Linked DNA regions of Mus musculus: region 2 is linked to region 1. The links are chromatin loops, found by intact Hi-C in ENCODE. Cell type or tissue: gastrocnemius. All regions are shown on one strand. Each heading gives the region's core, and the rest is flanking DNA. Links, peaks and the distances in the headings are about the cores only.

Region 1 (5,370 bases), core at 306-5,305:
GTCAGTCCACATTGCAAAAGGGAAACTGAGGCCCTGAAGGCCGCCCACCTCTGGACAGAGCTGAATTCAGTCAACAGTAACGTGTCCCTCCAAATACAGGTGTGGGCCCTGAACCTGTGGCTTTGCCATTGACTAGGGAACCTTGAAGGTATTCAAGGGTATGGTTGTGAGCTAGCCCAGATGATGCTGGTAAACTCATGAAAATTACAAGGACCTATCAACAACTTGAAGAAGGTGACATCAGAGCAACTCCAGAGTCAGATCAGCCTGTCAGCCTTGAAGTCAAGGATGAGGCCGTGAACCCAGGAGTGTGGGAGCAAAGGTAAAGGGACAACAGCTGTCACCGTCCCCAGAGACAACTGAGGAGCCAGCCTACAGCACAAGTGACCCCTGAGGCTGGAAGGTAACAAACAAAGTGGGCATTGAATCCTGGAGTTTGAGAGGCTGAGGCAGGAGGCTTGTGGTGAGGTTCATGCGGTCAGCCTGGGCTGCAGTGAGAGCCTGCATGAACACGTCTCCAAAGGCGAACCCTGAGCTTCTCTCATGGGTTGACTATAACCTCCTTCTTATTTGCCTGCCTGCAACCAAGACATGTGATCTTGCTTGGAGCAGAAGCTGCTAAAGTATGGATCACGTACCATGTGGAGGCTGAGTTACCTTGCATTTAGGGCAGGCTCTAGATCTGACAACTGATGCCATGGGGCCAGGGGTCAAGGGACTAAGATGATGGATCAACCTGGAATGTGGTAGGTTGGATACCCAGAGCTCACATTAGGGAAAAAAAAACAAAACAAATAAACAGAAAAAAATCAAAAATCAAACAACCACATAGACATTGGATCTGGGTTGACACATTAGCCAGCCAAGGAACACTAAGGATAGCTAGAGCCACCAGACACTGGAGAGATGCTGGGACAGACATCTTGACCTCAGACTTCAGAAAGATAGAGGACTCAAGTCTGCCCTTTTGAGCTTTTTGAGCCATCCAGGCCTCAGTAGTTTGGCTACAGTTTCTAGTGACAGCAGGCTGGCCTGTGCCTAGAAAATGCACAAAGGAAAGCCATTGCTGGAGAGACTGTGTCAGCACTGTGCCTTGGATGCAAGGGACAAAGATGTCCCTGGCAAGTACATGACGTGACCATCACTGAGAGTATTAGCATTACCAAAGCAGTGGAATTAGCTGAGTCATGCCTTCTATAGCAAGCTCATAGGAGAAAATAACACACCATGCCAGTTCTCAGACAAGACTTCGTCATCTTGTACTGCTTGGTACAAGCTTGAGGCTCATCAAGGTGTGCTTCAGACACTTGCTTCAGTAGAGTAAGAAGGGGCAGGAAGGAGGGTTGGGTGGAGGCCTCACCATGGAGAAGTACCCACACTTCTCCACTATAGCTCATTTCTTCATGAAACCTCAAAACGTCACACTGTCCAAAGAGGAGTGGCACCATGGTGACCCACGGCTATTCAGCAGATGGCTGTTGTGAACAGTTGGCCTGCCCCAACCCTGAGCTGGGACATCCAAGCATCCCGAGGGGCCCTCCCTGTCTCAGGCTTCAGACCACTGACCTCCATCCTCTGTGGCTCCCCATCCTGAGGTCCAGCACAGTTTCCCATCGGGAAAGTTCTCTTCAGAGTTGGGCAGACAGATGGGCTGGATGGTCTCTGTTAGAAGGGGCACAATGAGGTGAAGTTCCTGAAGCCACTGCCCCAGAAATCAACTGACCTCGTGTTCAGGTCTCTAAACCCACCCTCTAGGAAGTGGTTGGGCCTTGGTTATGGAGCTAGCTCAGAGCAGAAGCCACGCCCACTCATCTCCCAGATGTAGCCCTAAACTGTGGCAGGAGTCCAGAGCCCAGCAGCCAAGCCTGTCTGTAAAAGGCTGGACAGTTGGATAGAAGACAGTTCAGGCTTGTGAGCTATGTGGACCTCATCACGGTTGCTGGAACCGCAGGAGACATACACAAAGGGGCTGATGGATTTATGACAAGATTTTACTCGCTCAAATGTGCATTGGGTCACACGTGGCTGGCCCTTGGGCCACAGTTGATCACTCCTGGACCAGACGTTAAGTGTTAGTGGTGACAGCCGGCCTGCATCTAGGCTATGCCGCTGATGCTCTAGCAAAGCCAAGCAGCTGCATGTGCCCAGGGCTTCTGTGTGAGCAGCACCTGAGATGCACCCCCTCCTCCCCATCCTGCATGGTAATCATGGAAAAGTGGAGAAGGATAGAGACATATTTAACTATTTAACTCTTTAGCCAAGTATGCTACAGACAACTCCCTTTCTAGAATCAAATATCACCAACAATAATTAGCAAGTAACCCCCACCCCCCACTTAAGCAGCTTTTCTGTTGCCCTTGAAATCACACAGGTTTGCTGCCGAGAATAGGAGTCTACCTTGGAAATGGCCCTGCCTGCCCTCCAGAGTGCTTATCCTGGGATGGTCAGGACTTTTACTGAAGCCAACATTCCTCCTGCTTTGTGCTTTGTGAGTTTTGAGAGTTCTAGCTGGGCTACCTAGAACCTTCCAGATGGAAGAGAGAGGCTCTTTGCAAGCCCTCAAGCTGCCCCAGCCTGGGACTCTGCTCCTTCCACTGGAGAGGCTGCAAGCAGCAAAAACCAGGACAGCAAAGTGCTCTGGGTCCCTGAGGACAGGCGGCTCTCTTCTGCCACCTAGAGGCATCAGGTAGCCATCTGCAGCTGGCACAGGGCAGAGAGAACAGAGCAGAACTGGAAGGCTGTGAGGTTGAATTGGCACTAGAGGGACAGCCAAGGTCGACAACCTAAGTCTAAAAAACGTAACAGGCTGAAATCTTAAGCAAGGGCTCCGTCTCCTAACATGCTCACACTGAAAACACCTAATTCGGGCTGGGAAGGTAGCTGTGCTGGCTAAGTGCTTGCTGCACAATCATGAACTGCTGAGTTTGATCTGGGCCACCCATGTAAAAAGGCAGCTGTAGTGGCATTGAGGGTGTTACCCAGTACTGAGGAGGCAGAGACAGAGACAGAAGGGTCCCTGGGGCTTCTTGGTCAGTCAGTCTATTAGGCAAGTCTAGATCAATAAGAGACTGAATCCCCCAAAAAAGCAAGGTGCTGCTTCCAAAGGAACAACATTCAAGAATGACTTTCTGGCCCCCTATGTGCATGCATACATTTGTGCATGCACATGCATGTGCACATGTGTGCTCTCGAACACACACCTTTAACGAGCAAATGCTATGCACCTACATCAACACCTAGCTGAATCAGATTTTGGAATTTCCATGCAAGGATAGTAAAGCAGACAGTATAACAGTGCCTCGACAGGCAAGCTCTTGAAACAAGCTAAAAGCAAGTGCAGGGCAGAGGCCTAAACGTTTGTACCGTCAAAGGTGAGTGGCTCGGACAGCTTCATGAGGGCTATGTCATTGCCCAGCCGCTTTGGCTTGTACTTGCTGTGATAGATGATTTTCTCCACCAGATGGGAGGGCACAGGACTGTCCATCAGGGACACAAGACCCACCTGGACAGTCCAGGACTTGGGGTGGTACAGGCTGAAATGCACAAACAGAGAGGTGAATCTCAGGAGAGACCCAGCCCTGTTGAACTCTGGTGTCCCAAGAGCCCAGGGAAATGGTGAGAGATGTGGGATCTCCAGGTGGGAGATGGCCCAATACCCTACACATCTGTGCCCCACACAGACCACACTCGTGTATACCCCCAGACAGGTCATTCTTTCCATGACACCCCAGAGATACGCATTTGAGATCTGGGCTAAGCTTTGCTCTCTGCAGAGAGGCTCTTCTCCATTGGACAGTAACCAAACCAGGAGATAAAAAGAGAATCCGCCACTAAGGTGTTTCTGGGACTACTAAACGCCTGGCAGACACAGCTTCAAGGGGGCTCAGTGTTCTCTGGATACCCTGCACTTCCACCCAGGGTATCCTGCTGTGTCATACCATGGATGAGGAGTAGTGAGCGACGGGAGGACCTAGGACCCTTATTTCAATGGGTCTCATTCTGCCTTGAGCTCCCTCCTCCCTTTTCTACCTTCCCTGTGCCAGCTCAGCTCACGTCACTCTCAGACGCAGAGACAGATCCACTGTAAGGCACATGGCTTGCTGACTTGCCCTCACCTCCAGATCATCCCATCTCTACCTGACCCAGGACTAGGCAAGGCTCTGGGAAGAGCCGAAGCCACAGCAGCAGGCCCAGTCACTCACTCATAAACACAGTGTGCCGCAGTGACGATCCACAGAGGGGTGATGATGGAGCCCCCACATAGGTGGTACCCCTGGAACTGGAGGCTGACCTGCCAGGGCCACTGAGTGAGCGAGGACATGTTTCCACCCACAATTCGGGGACTGTAGCCCGTTCTCGTGCCACAGGCTATGGAAGAACAAGGGGTTAGGGGTAAACTCTGTGACCTTTTCTGGAGGAAATGTCAGCACCCCAGCAAAATCCCTGTGCCCTACCCAGAGCTCACAATACTGCCAAATCTCGGGCAATGAGAGGGTCAGGCAGACAGAAGCTTTGAGGGTGGGTGGGGTTTGTGGGAGGCAGTGGGAAGAGCTGTTAGTATAAGAGCATGCAGCGTCACCCTGCCCATCAACAGTGTCCCTGCTGACAGTGACTCCGGGTGCCTAGCCCCACACTAGCATCCAAGAGAAGGGGTCTTGAGCTGTACCCAATGGGGGCTGTGACTCTATCAATGCAGTCTTCCCTATCAGTGGATCCCTACATAGTCAGACGCTTACCTGAGCACTTCAAGGTGACCACGTGGCCTGAGGTGCAGCCTTCCCTGCAGCGGAAAGGAACAGTTCATGGGCAAGCCAATAAGCTGCTGTTTTTATAGAACAGAGGTCACAAATGCCAACCTGGGGCCTGGGTGTCAGAGGAAAGCCTGGCTTCAGAGAACCTGTGGCATCTGCTCCCTGCTTTAGCCTGAACCCCAGTGGGGAGCTCTCTTGGAGCTGGGGACTGATTGTTGCTAAAGGAACCTGTTTCCCCCCCCCCCCAGAGTTTTGGGGGTTGGGAGCAACTGGTGAAGATGAAAAGGCTTTGCAAAGGATGCTGTCTTAGCTTCTTCCCTTCCCTGCTTCTTTGCTTACATCACACTCACACAGGTACACACACACACATATACACATACACTCACACTCATACTCATACACATTCATACACACATACATGCATATATCTACACACATACATATACAAACACATATACACACTCACATACATACACACATACATGGATAGATATACACACATACATATGCAAACACACACACCTACAAACATACATACACATTCACATACTCACATACATAAACATACATACACATACATGCGCACACACATACATATATAGACACACTCATACACACA
Region 2 (5,370 bases), core at 51-5,050, 110 kb after region 1:
GCTGTAGGACCTGGGAGGAGGAGCCGGCTCGCAAAGCCCTTGGGAAAGCTCTCAGCCAGCACCCTGGGCTCCGGTTGTTTGTTTGCTAAAAGAACTGCTTCCCGGAGCCCGGGCTCTGTGGCCAACGCAGTGACAGCCACCGTCTGGGCGGTAATAAAGGGTTTAAACCACCGGAAAAGTCCCCCAGCTCCGCGCACTTAGGGTCCACCCAAGGATCTTGGTGGCCCGCAGGTAAAGATTTGCATTTGAACGGAAGACCCTCCCCTTGCTCTTGGTTTAAATTCTTAAGGTGCTTTTTCCTGGTCTTTAGAGCTCTCTGCACCTGCCTGCCTCCCTACCTGCCTTCTCGCCCTGGAACTTAAATTGCGTGAAGTTGGGCGAGTTGGTAAATATATTATTCGGCTTTACACAGAATTCCCTCTTTTGGGGGTCCTGTTTGCACCCTGAGTTCCTGGGAGTATTGTTACAGGTCTGGTTCGGTGGAGAACACCCGGGGTGCGTTGTTTGCTGTGAGTGGGCTAAGAGCTATGGTGGATAGAATTCTGACTCCTTGTATTTAAGCTCAGGACAAGTGAAAATAACAGTTTCTGTTTATCTCCCACGGCCAATGGAGCCTTTAAACGCTTAGAAAGGGCTCGATTAGAGGAGTTAGTGTTTGTCTTGGTTTAAAACAAAACTCTTGAAGCTTTTGGAGGGAGTTTGGTTCCCAGGTTTGCCCTTTTATAAAGTGCCATCATTTTGACAGGTTGCCTTAGGCTGCCTTGATGTTGCCTGTGTGCTAAAGACTGGAAAACCCCCCTTGGGGCATTGCTCTTGCTTTTGCTAACTCCCACCCACTCCTGAGTCTCCTTGAAGGGTTGATGGGTTCTGGGTAGCTCAGAGCCCGGTAGCTGGGAGGATCGTGGGTGTGTCTGTCCGTCCCTCAACTCTTGCTTGGCTGGGCTCTCTGTGTGCTCCTGAGCCTGGTCGGGTGCTGCCTCACCATGGAAAAACTCCTAATTGCTCTCCTTTCCCTGTCCAATGATCACACTGCCTTCCTGTCCTTTTCTCTAATGGGCTGAAATTCACTGGGAGTTTCTAAGAGGTGACATTTAAAAACTACTTTAACTACTTTCCTTGGGCTAGATGCCAAGGCCTGTCAGCAGAGCCACGTGCTCCCCTTCCGTTCAGGGATAGGCAGGAGGAAGTGTACTTGTGCCTGAGAAGGCATGCCCCACCCCCACTCCCACCCCCTAGGAAAATGAAACGCCTGGAATTGGCCTAGGTATGAAGCCCACCTAGCTGGGCTAGCCTCATCTCTTCTTAGAACGGCGGTTCTCAACCTTTCTTAATGCTGTGACCCTTAAATACAATTCCTCATGTTATTTCATTGCTCCTTCATAGCTGTAATTTTGCTACTGAAATGCATGGTAGGTAATGTAAATATCTGATCTGCAGGATATCTGATATGCACCCCTGTTGAGGCGGAGACTCACAGGCTGAGAACTGCCATCTTAGAGGGAAAGCTATGTCTTGGACTCCGAGAGGCTGTGTCAGTAGCCTTCATGACCTGAAATTTTGTTTTGTTTTTGCTTTGTTGTTGTTGTTTTTCGAGACAGGGTTTTTCTGTATAGCCCTGGCTGTCCTGGAGCTCACTTTGTAGACCAGGCTGGCCTTGAAGTCAGAAATCCGCCTGCCTCTGCCTCCCGAGTGCGGGGATTAAAGGCGTGGACCACCACACCCAGCTATTACCTGGAATTTTGAGGGAACAAGTTTTAGAGATGCTGTTCAGGCCAGCAAGAAAAGGACTTTGCTAAGCAGAGTTTTCAATACCCCAAATGTAGAGTTGACATCTGTCCATCCTCTAGTGCACTCCTTCCAGAATGGATGCCCAACCCCCATCCAGCTACATCATCATCTCAGTGAAATGGCTAGCATTATTTATAGAAGCCAGGAGGGTTTTTTTTTTTCCCTGATAACTCTTTAAGGCTGTCTGGCACTGTTGCTGGGCGGTTTTGCCTGGCGGTATGATAGATTGATTTCACTGGTCACGGGGGTGAGTTTTCAGTATTTTAGTGGAGGAAAAAAAGTGGATCCTGGCTTTTATTTTTAAGCCTTGTACAATTTAAAACAAATCCTTTAGTCAAAACCATCAAACCTCAAAATTATTTCAAATGTGCACTCGAAGCACACATGTAGGGACCAAGCCCAACAAACTCATTTTGAGCAAACCCTCTTTGAAAGATATCATTTAAATATGGAGGTTTGAGCCAAAGTCCCACAACTTCTGGTTTAGTCTGGAGGCAGCATCTTTGCGCCATATCTCTGGCTGGCCTGGTGCTCACTAGGTAACCCTGGCTGGCCTCCAACTCAAAATGGTCCTTCTATCTCAGCCTCCTGAGTGATGAGACTATAGGCCTAAGCCAGCAGGCTGACTCCCCCTGGCTTCTTTGCTTCTGTTCTGAGCTAGGATATGGGGCGGGGAACCCTGCCCTCCCTGAAGCTCACCTGCAGAACCACTCACACTGATGAACTGTCTGCTATGCCGTGGCCTTCCTGAGACCATGTCTTTATGTAACATTGATGGTGCCATTAAGCCGTCATCTTTTAGCTGGAGAAGTTAAGGGAGCAAATGGGCTAGTGGCTCATCACTGCAGGTCTGGGTAAGGTCAGGAATGAGTGACCCCATGGAACCCTAGGAAAGGTGGAGCTCTCCTGGCTGGGGTGAAAAGGGCCTCCACGCCTCTATGATGGTTCTGAGGCTGGTCTCTTGGAGGTTATTGGTTGTGTATGTGTGACCTGCTGGGATCAGTCTCCATCCTGCTAGTTCACACAAGCTACACCCCCAGCTCATGATACATGCCTGTGGAAAGCTCAGAGGGAGGGAAAGAGATAGGCGAGGAAGATTCCACTTTGGAAAAAAATACAGTGCTTTAGAATATACGTCCTGAGGTGGCTTGGGGCTCAGGATAGGAGGTGTATCTTCCAAAGGGCTGGACCCTTTAATAGTATGCAGGCTTTGTTCTGCCCCTTCCAGAATTGCCCCTCTTCAGCCCAGCTCTCAGAACAGGCTCATTTTCCCAGGCTAATGACACACTCACAGAAGAGGGAACCACAGTAGCGGATGGGAAGTTTTCCCGCCACCTTCAACCCCCCCATGTTAGGCGTGTCTGACTCAATTGCAGGCCCACAACCTAAGCAACTGATGCTTGATCCCTCTGCCATCCTGCCTAGGCCCACAGTCCTCAACTGCTGAGGCTCACAGGAAGTCTGCTGGGTAGTAATGAAGTGAATGAGCCCAGTGCCCACCTCCACCCGGGGCTCTAGTAGATGTCCACATGACTAAACATTGACCTGTGTTTTGGGGCCAGACTCATCTTTGAAAGCCCTAAAGGCAGAGAGATAAATGCCCACTTCCCTGCAGGAATCATTAGAGTATCATGTGACCTCCATATGAGCAAACCTTCCCAAGGCACCTGTGGTGGGCGCTTCCTCTGGTATCAGCCCTGTGGCTTTGATCAGGCGTGGTTAGCAACTCCCCACCTGCAGATGACTGGTGCCTGCTTGTGTCTCCAAGGTACTCTTGTCAGGATCACAGATTCTCAACGCCTCTCTTTCTCCCATAGAGATCAGCCCCCTGATGGAAGGAAGAGGGGGCAGCACCCAGTAGGACCCATTTGAGGTTGCTTCCCAGGCTGTGTGAACTGCGGGGCTGTCAGACAACTTTAACCTGTTTTGTGAAGTGTGTGACTTCGGGACTAGAGCACCGAGGTTCGGGGACGACATAAATGGCTCTGCTTCCCGTGGGCATCCGCTTCATCATCTCCTTCTCCAGGGATCAGTGGTAAGCTCTGCTGACGGTCTGTCTTCTGCAGTGGTGACGTGTGTGTTGGGGACAGAGAAACAGTGGGGATCGGGTGGCTTCTTCACTCATATTTCATCATGGAGCATGGGTCTTTTCCATAGCTAGTGAGTCGTGGCTGCTGTGACCTGCAGCCCTCAGGAGTCCTGTGTTTTGGTGGTGGCATCACAGATAGCATTTGGACTTCTGGGTGGTTTTGGTGACTTTTTGAATAACCACCATTCTTGCAGAGAGAGGAAAAACACTGGCCTGTTACTCTCCCGTTGCAATAGAACACAACAGCCCAGGCTACTTAAAGAAGGTAGGGTTTGTTTTGGCTTACGGTTCCAGAGAGTTAGAGACTGTCAAGGCCAGGAGGCACAGAAGCAAGTGGTAGGTGTGGCAGCTGAAGCAGGAAGTTGAGAGCCCGTGCAGTCCCCAAAGGTAAAGAGCAAACTTGTAATGGGGGTGGGGTGGGAATAGGGGTGGAGTCTAAACCCAAAGCCCACCCCCAGTGGCATACTTTCTCCAGCAAGCCTGCTCCCCTTAAACCTCCCCAAATACCATCACCAACAGGGGACCAAGTGTTCAGATGCCAGAGCCTTGTAATGGATGTTTCTCATTTAAACCACCACAACCAGCTGTGAGTGGGATGGAAATGATGTTCATGAAGTAAGCCCCAGTACCTCTGGTTCCAGATGAGTGGCCTGGTGGCTGGGACAAGCAGAGATGAAATTGGCAGAGCAGAATGCCACCTGAGAGGGTGTCTCTCCTGGCTGCTCTGTGACTCCGCCTCCTCACAGGTGGACCCTGTCTTGTCGTCCTCCTTTAGGGTGATGATGCAGAGTGGAGTTCCCCAGCCTCCATTCCACCCTCCTCCTAGTCTGTCAGGAAGGGAAAACGTACCCTTTCTCCTCGTGCTTTATTTTTGTGGTGCTGGGTTCGAACCCAGGCCTTGTGCATGCTAAACAAACACTCTGGCGCTGAGCTGAGGCCTCAGTCCTTCTCCTTCCATTTTATGTTGAGTGCTTTGGGCACTAGCAAGTTACACTAATGGGATAGGTGAATGAGAAAAAAAAAAAAGACTTTTGTCACATGTTCATGGTGGTTCCCAGAGAAATGTTCGTCCCAGGGAGAGTTTAGAACCTGGGGCTCATTATCATCTTTAATAGGAAATGTGGCAAAGGTCACCTAGCAGGAAAACAAGTGGATTTGGGGGGAAGAAGAAAAAGAAAGTCCTTAAGAGCACAGGTAGTGGGAACTGGTAATGCCTGTTGCTGCTGATGGGAGAAGTCTCCTCGCCTTTCTGGTTGCTTCTGGGAGACAGAAGGTTTTGTTTGTGTGTGTGGGCGTGTGTGTGTGTGTGTGTGTGTGTGTGTGTGTGTGTGTGTGTGTGTATTGTTTGTTTTTTGAATCCTTTGGAAGCTTTGCTTTGTGGCTCCTAAGAGACTTCAGGAGCTCAGCGGCCGTCTTGCCTGTATTATAGTCTCTACAGTCTCATTCTGATTCACCCACAGCTTCACACAAGACCACTGGGCTCCCAAAGGTCA

The links. Hi-C counts contacts between places; a loop is a spot of excess contacts. Peaks named below come from ENCODE experiments on the same cell type or tissue, not always from the same donor. Only the 100,000 strongest peaks of a DNase experiment are listed, where the experiment ranks them.
Region 2: it touches region 1 in a loop (2.2-fold over the local background); 1 of 42 quality-filtered maps calls a loop at or near these places.

The regions. Positions count from the first base shown.
Region 1 is chr17:31,184,937-31,190,306 of GRCm38, forward strand. It overlaps Tmprss3 (transmembrane protease, serine 3), which reads right to left. Exons shown (of 12, transcript NM_080727.2): 6 at 4,737-4,780; 7 at 4,203-4,368; 8 at 3,364-3,533; 9 at 1,567-1,662. Among named protein-coding and RNA genes, the nearest start is that of Tmprss3, 10 kb to the right of the region's middle. In gastrocnemius, for the core only: a CTCF peak has its summit at 2,681 (motif pointing left); a DNase peak (open chromatin) is centred at 2,660.
Region 2 is chr17:31,296,685-31,302,054 of GRCm38, forward strand. Slc37a1 (solute carrier family 37 (glycerol-3-phosphate transporter), member 1) reads left to right here. Exons shown (of 20, transcript NM_001242427.1): 1 at 1-231; 2 at 3,606-3,823. The coding sequence starts at 3,768. Among named protein-coding and RNA genes, the nearest start is that of Slc37a1, 3.1 kb to the left of the region's middle. In gastrocnemius, for the core only: a CTCF peak has its summit at 992; a DNase peak (open chromatin) is centred at 2,371; H3K4me3 peaks cover 1,334 bases; H3K27ac peaks cover 1,347 bases.